Regions from separate parts of the Homo sapiens genome. Here all the other regions are linked to region 2. Evidence: read pairs that join two places in POLR2A ChIA-PET (ENCODE). Cell type or tissue: PC-9. All regions are shown on one strand. Region 1 overlaps ADK (adenosine kinase). Region 2 overlaps VDAC2 (voltage dependent anion channel 2). Region 3 overlaps VCL (vinculin).

Region 1 (2,500 bases), 940 kb after region 2:
TATCACCATGCAATTTTAATCCATATGCTTAAACCCCTTTCACAGTTTACAGGAACAAAGCGGTTTTGATTCACAACAATGCCCTGCAGTCAAATACGCTCATGAGGTATTAATTTACAACTTCATCTGTGATCAGTTAAACTGCATGTGAAATCTTAAACATCCTTAAAAAGTTCACCACAAATAGTTCAATAAGAGATTTTTTGGTAACATTACTTTAACAAAAAACATGTAAGATTAAACTCTATTGTAAAATAAAACCAAATGCCACTTGCTTTTAAGGATAACCCACTAATAAAACAATCTTTTAAACTGTCACCTTTTACATCTAAAATATTAATTAAAAATGTAACACTGCTATCAAAAGCATGTGCCTTGTAAGCTTTTGCAAGAAAAGTCACACATAAAAAAGAAAACCAATTTCATGAAGAAAATGTGCATATTTCAACAAATAAAATGTCTCTTTAATCAGTCCTAGGAGCCAGATGTATTAAAATGTCAGGTCAACCTGAATCATACCAAAACAAAAGATTAAAATTACCAATTTTTCCAAACAACTAAAATGTCAGGTCCATAAAAGTTATGGACAAAGACAGCAATAATTTTTTAAAAAGAAAATAAATTTCCAATGCAGCTCATATTAGTAAAAAACAATAATAACTAACTTCTCAGAAAACTTGCAGTTTTGATCTTCATATTTATGTAATCTGAACCTTATGGTATTTACTCAGATTTTTTTTCTTAGCTAGCTAAAATAATAGTTATTTTGATTGGTATTCTAAGTCAATCTGAGGAATTATTATCTCATATAACAAAAAGTCCAGAGCTACAGCAGCTCCAGGGATAGGTAATTTATGATGCCTCATCAAGATCATGGACCTAAGTTCTTTCCTTGTTTTTCCTGTGTCATCTTTAGTGTGATGACTTTTTGTCCCCTAACGGTTTCAAAGTAGCTACACTAGTTGCAAGTAACAATTTAATGTCTAGGATCATAAGAGAGACTGCCTTCCCCTTGCTTATGTTTCTTTACCAAAAAAGTGGGGAACTTCCCCCAATGAACTGGCTCTCAAGGCCACTCACTATCAAATCAATGGGAGAGGGCATAAAATTACCATTACTGATTTGGATTAATTCGGGCTCAGCCCATGAGCATAAGAAGAACTCAACTTCCCATAAAGCACATGGGTATCTGTTAAGTGATCAAAACCAGGGCATCAGATCAACATTATCAAAAGTAAAGCATCAAATCAACACTATCTTCACATTTGTGTATAACACATAACAGCCATTATTTCCTTTACATGCTTCAAATGAATATTATCCAAGTTGAGTATACCTTATTCAAAATTTCTTTTGAGTCTCTTGTCGGCTCACAAAATGTTTCAGATTTTGGAGCATTATGAATTTCAAATTTTCAAATTATGGATACTTAACCTGTATATAAACCAGTGTGGTAAACCTTTTTGTAACCCTTAATATCTCAACTTGATTAACTGAGTATCTCACTAGACAACTTAATTTTGCATCTAAATTAGGAAAGACAAAATAACTACAATTCAAAATATGTGTCAAACTTTCAGTAAAACCAAAGGACTTAATACATGCATGAACTTCTGATTCCTCCTGAAACCTCACTAAAACTCTGAAAGACAAGAAAAACAAAAAAATAATGGTGACAAAATTTTGGACAGTGGAAAGCAGAGTGAGGTGCAGTGATCAACTCAATAGACCCAAGAAAGCTGAATTATAAACAGCAGTGAGAAAACCAAATTTACACTGCCATAGCCCCAAAAGCATTACACTGGGTGGCATTAGGAATCTCTACAAATAGAAGTGATGGTTGGCATTAAAACTTATTTAGAGCTGGGCATAGGGGTAAACACCCATAATCCAAACTATCTGGAAGGCCAAGGTGGGAGAAATACTTGAGGCCAGAAGTTAGACACCAGCCTGGGCTACAAGGCAAGCCCCAACTCTAAAAAACGTGTGTGTGTGTGTGTGTGTGTGTGTGTGTGTTTAAACTTGTTTAAGGCCGGGCGCGGTGGCTCACACCTGTAATCCCAGCACTTTGGGAGGCCAAGGCGGGTAGATCACAAGGTCAGGAGATCCATACCATCCTGGCTAACACAGTGAAACCCCATCTCTACTAAAAATACAAAAAATTAGCCGGGCATGGTGGCACATGCCTGTAGTCCCAGCTACTTGGGAGGCTGAGGCAGGAGAATCGCTTGAGGAAGGTGGAGGTTGCAGTGAGCAAGACCCTGGCTCCAAAACAAAAAACAAAAAACAAAAAAACACAGATATCACTAAAAAGACACAATCCCACCAAAAAAATAAGTGTGGTAGAGACGATATGAACAGACATTTTACAGAAAAGAGAAAAGTAAACTTTTTGTTTGTTTTAAGAGATCTAGTCTAACTCTGTCACCCAGGTTGGGTGCAGTGGTGCAATAATAACTCATTGCAGCCTTAAACTCCTGGGCTCAAGTGATCCTCCTCC
Region 2 (2,500 bases):
TGTATTATTGTTTACCTTCCTGAAGGCCCCCTGGACTCAGTCCTTTGGGTTTTTACAGAGACTTCATTACAAAGGAGACTTCATTACAAAGGCACGATTAATTAAATCACTGGCCACTGGCTCAACCTTTAGCTACTATGCCCTCCCCAAGGCAGAAGGTTTGTTCCCTAGCAACCAGCACCCCCTACCATGTGGCCATCTAGGGACTATCCAAAAATCACCTCATTAACATAAGTTCAGATGTGGTTGAAAGAGGCCTGTTAAAAATAACAACATAGCCCAGGGCGCAGTGGCTCGTTCCTGTTACCCCGGCACTTTGGGAGCCAAGGCAAGTGGATCACCTGAGGTCAGGGGTTGGAGACCCACCTGGCCAACACGGTGAAACCTCATTTCTACTAAAAATACAAAAATTAGTCGGGCTTGGTGGCAGGCACCTCCAAACCCAGCTACTAAGTAGGCTGAGGCACGAGAACTGCTTGAACCCGAGAGGCGGAGGTTGAGGTTGCAGTGAGCAGAGATGGTGCCACTGTACTCCATCCAGCCTGGATGACAGTGAGATTTCATTAAAAAAAAAAAAAAAAAAAAAAACCCACAAAAGACTGTCTTTCACTTTTATGCTCTGGAGCTGTTTCAGGAACCGAGGACAAATGGCCAAATATCTCAACAAAATACACTCTTACGGCTCTAGTCACTTGGGAAATTGCAAGGGTTATAGAAGCTGTGAGCCAGGAACTTGACAAAAACCAAAATATATACACCATAGTATCATAGGCCACCCCCTGGTTTCAAACAGGGATCCCTTACAGCAAAAAGGTCCATATATCTGTCAAGGATGTTTACACTTGTTGCATTTATATAACAGACATATCTACAAGAGTACAAACACAAATATGCCTATCATCTGGAGAAGCTACTGTGGGATAGGGATAGGTTTAAAGAAGCAACTAGGATGGGCGCAGTGGCTCACACCTGTAATCTCAGCACTTTGGGAGGCTGAGGCGGGCGGATTACCAGAGGTCAGGAGTTTGAGACCAGCCTGGCCAACACGGCGAAACCTCATCTCTACTAAAAATACAAAAATTAGCCGAGTGTGGTAGTGGGCACCTATAATCCCAGCTACTCAGGAGACTGAGGCACAAGAATGGCTTGAACCCAGGAGGTGGAGGTTGCAGTGAGCCGAGATCACGCCACTGCACTCCAGCCTGGATGACTCCGTCTCAAAACAAAACAAAACAAAACAAAAAAAACCTACTCGGTCCTATGAAGAGAAAAAAAAATAGCTCAGCAGTATGAGGAATGTGAGGTATGCAAAGTTTATCAGGCCCAGAGAGACATGAGAATGAGACTTTAGTCACAGGACACACCCCCATGCCTAGGGGAAATTGTTTAAAAACACTTTGTTCTTTTTTTCCTTCCTTGTAGTTTCCAGGCTCGCTGGCAAATATCTAAAGTGTTACTGCACAATGTGACCCTCACCCATTATCTTCATGTTCCTGGAATCTGTGATACAAAGAACAATGTATAGCCAATCACTAATCAATGTTATTTCTGTAAACCAAAGAGAATTCCTGCCAAACAACTTTGTATCAGCCCACATCCTGTCCCGAATTTTTGGCCTTTAAAAACCTGTTTGTAACAAGGGCCAAATGGAGCTCAAATCCACTTGGATCTGAGTCTGCTGGGCAGCTGTCCTCATTATGGTGCAAATAAATTCTTTAAAATTGTATTTTGTGCCTTAGTTTCTTCCTTTAGGTTGACAGAAGCCATTAGAAACATCTTTATCATCTTGTACCAGCTTTCTTTTCCCTTGATCTACTGTTATTTGTACCTTGTGCAGAACTATTCAGGATGGAAATCAGCTGATAGTGAGATCCAGTTCCTCCTCAGGCCAGTCACTTTCCATAGGTATTATATCCTGAGGAGGCTTCAACTCAATTTCACAATACATATAATCATCAATCAGTATTATAAGACTTATTTACACAAGGGAGTTTAATCTGCCAACAATATTACCATATGGCAGTATGAGCATGGTACAAAAAAAATCAGTTTCGTTACAGATCAGTAAGAATTAGAGATATTTGCTTTGCCTTTCCAACAGAAATCTACCCTTCCCCATTTGTCAGCCTTTATCTTGATTAATAAGCCTGACTACTGCCCCAGGCAATTTCAGATCACATTTCTCAATGTAATCTCTAACTTCTGACTTTTTAAATTTCTCCAAACTGGGCAAAATACAGCAAATACAGGTCTTAGGGGTACTTTTTACCCTTGCAAGGTGGCTTTGAGGCTGGTGGCCAAGGCTTAAACCAAATGAAACCTGAGCTTGGTCTAGCATCAAGGTACAATCCAGCACTCTTTCACTTTGATTTTAGCTATCACAAATAACAATAATCAAGGGATTGTATATTTTGTTTGTTTCTTATTGTTTGCGTTTCCTTATGCACCCAGTGAACCAACTCCCTTGGAGTTGGATCTATCTTTGAATTCCACTGGTAAT
Region 3 (2,500 bases), 1.1 Mb after region 2:
TGGGCAAAGACACTATTCAAAGAGAAGATAGGAGTGGTGACAATAAACATCACGCCAGGAGGGCAGCATTAAAATAAAAGAGACTCAAAGAGTCTCTCTTCTGACAAAGTTGCAAGGCTTGAATGAGAAGCCGCCACTGCTCAGCAGCCTTAAGCAGAGCCAAGTACACTGCTCAGCACGTGACCGGCCCTTTATCCAATTACAGCTGAGTAACAGAACCAGTCCCGCTCCAATTTCTCAGAACTCATTCTTCATGGATTAGACAACAAGATTTGTATAGAAAACTCTACCTGTCATTTTTTCAACATTATCGATCCACTGGTTCTTCATGGTCTCAAAATGTTCATAAGCAGCTTGATTTCCAGGGTTCCTAAGTAAGATACGAGCAGCCGAGACCACCTGACAATGACAAAACACCTTTAAACACCAGAGCACCCTTGCTCTCCAGATACAAACCTTCAGCCAAGCTTTCTCCTCTTTACCTACAGATGGCACTGTAAAGCCAGAAAGTGGCAAGTCTCTTTTCAGGCTGAATACATGAGGTTTGGTCTCAATAAACAGCTCCCCAGAATGGGCCCTTCACAGGAAGGTTTTACCATCACAGCCTGATTTTAAGAAGGTAATAAAGTGACAAAGTAAATGAGTGTCCACTTGATACTTCAGAAGAACATACACAAAACTGGCATATGTTTAAACACTTGATGTCAACTCTTCCATCTTAAAAATCACCATTAAGAAGGATACCGAAAAGTACTCAAAACTGATTTATGAATAATATGAAGAAAAAATCCTCACAACAACCCCATGAGACAGGACAGTTAATATCTCTACTTTAGAGATGCAAAAACCAAGTCTCAGAAAATTTAAGTGACTGCTCAAGAGGTCCTGGCCAGTCAGTTACAGCATTTGGGGAAAAAAGGATTAACATTTGCCACGTATCTGGTAAGATACAGGCTGTACATGCATATTCTTAATCCAAATAGAGTCCATTAGGAAGGAGTTAGCTCCATTTTACAGATGAGAGACTAAGCATCAAGAGCACAGAGGAGTCGGCCGGGTGCAGTGGCTCATACCCATAATCCCAGCACTTTGGGAGACCGAGGCGGGTGGATCACTTGAGGTCAGGAGTTTGAGACCAGCCTGGCCAATATGGTGAAACCCCATCTCTAATAAAAATACAAAAAACTAGCCGGGTATGGTGGTGGACGCCTGTAATCTTAGCTACTGGGGAGGCTGAGGCAAGAGAATCGCTTGAACCCCGGAGGCGGAGGTTGCAGTGAGCCAAGATCATGCCACTGCACTCCAGCCTGGGCAACAGAGCAAGACTCCGTCTCGGAAAAAAAAAAAAACTCACAGAGGTCTCAAGTCCAAATCTGTCTCCAGAGTCCTCATTTTATCTATAATTGGTGTTATAAGCCTAGATTCCTGTTCCTCCTTTTTAGGAATCTCAGTTTCATATTGAAATTGTATTTTATGTTCCATGTTTTATGGGAGCTTTTAAAGAGTGTTAGACATGTTTGTAGCTTATGAAAAATTGTGTAAAAGTTGGACAAGTTAAAAAGTTGGACAAGAGGATCTAATTTATTAACACGCCACACAGGCAAAAGTTTAATGATTCAGAGACATGTTTATTTCCCCCATATCTCCTCACAAGTTCACACATAAGCCAGTATCACAAATTTATAAAGCCTAGCATAGTTTCGAATGTATCATAGGCACTCAGTAAATGTCTGAATAAATAAATGAAAAAATAATGAATTTTCTATAATTTGAATAGAAGAAAAATTGCACAAACATCACACTAAATAATGTTGAGCTAATATTTTTAAGAAAACCTATCACATAGTAAACTTTTAATAACTGTACAGTTTGGTTTTTTTTCCCAATCTTCCTTTGCTCCCAAACTTACTAGCCATGCCTTGTTACACAATAAGTAGAAAAAAGAAAGTTATAGAAACAGATCAATTTAAAAAAAAAAAAAAAACTCTCACAAAGATGTGGAGAAAAGATATAAACTCCAAAATCAAAACAAAGTAGCCTCTTAAGATTATCCAAGCCGGCCGCAGTAGCTCATGCCTGTAATCTCAGCACTTTGGGAGGCCGAGGTGGGCGGATCATGAGGTCAGGAGTTCAAGACCAGCCTGGCCAACATGGAGAAACCCTGTCTCTACTAAAAAATAGAAAAATTAGCCGGGCATGGTGGCGGGTGCCTGTAATCCCAGCTACTCAGGAGGCAGAGTCAGGAGAACCACTTGAACCCAGGAAGTGGAGGCTGCAGTGAGCTGAGATTACACCATTGGACTCCAGCCTGGGTGACAAGAGCGAAACTCTGTCCCTCAAAAAAAAAAAAAAAAAAGATTATCCAAATATTTTCCTAGTTATGTGTGTATGTGGCAAGGGGATTGCTTTACTAATTTTTTCTACTTTCAAAACTAAGATCGAGACCATCCTGGCTAACAAGGTGAAACCCCGTCTCTACTAAAAATACAAAAAAAATTAG

The links. ChIA-PET counts read pairs that join two places held together with the same protein. Peaks named below come from ENCODE experiments on the same cell type or tissue, not always from the same donor. Only the 100,000 strongest peaks of a DNase experiment are listed, where the experiment ranks them.
Region 1: POLR2A ChIA-PET joins it to region 2 with 9 read pairs; 3 of 35 experiments call an interaction of 5 or more read pairs at or near these places.
Region 3: POLR2A ChIA-PET joins it to region 2 with 6 read pairs; 2 of 35 experiments call an interaction of 5 or more read pairs at or near these places.

Annotation. Positions count from the first base shown.
Region 1 is chr10:74,279,932-74,282,431 of GRCh38, reverse strand. The region is part of intron 3 of ADK (adenosine kinase); the gene reads right to left. Among named protein-coding and RNA genes, the nearest start is that of ADK, 130 kb to the right of the region's middle. In PC-9, no CTCF peak of the experiment used is centred here; no DNase peak of the experiment used is centred here.
Region 2 is chr10:75,224,540-75,227,039 of GRCh38, reverse strand. The region is part of intron 8 of VDAC2 (voltage dependent anion channel 2); the gene reads right to left. Among named protein-coding and RNA genes, the nearest start is that of COMTD1, 10 kb to the left of the region's middle. RefSeq lists enhancers at 60-813, 2,324-2,500. In PC-9, no CTCF peak of the experiment used is centred here; DNase peaks (open chromatin) are centred at 1,339 and 1,989; H3K4me3 peaks cover 1,319 bases; H3K27ac peaks cover 2,500 bases.
Region 3 is chr10:74,101,719-74,104,218 of GRCh38, reverse strand. It overlaps VCL (vinculin), which reads right to left. Exons shown (of 22, transcript NM_014000.3): 15 at 291-399. Among named protein-coding and RNA genes, the nearest start is that of AP3M1, 48 kb to the left of the region's middle. In PC-9, a CTCF peak has its summit at 506 (motif pointing right); no DNase peak of the experiment used is centred here.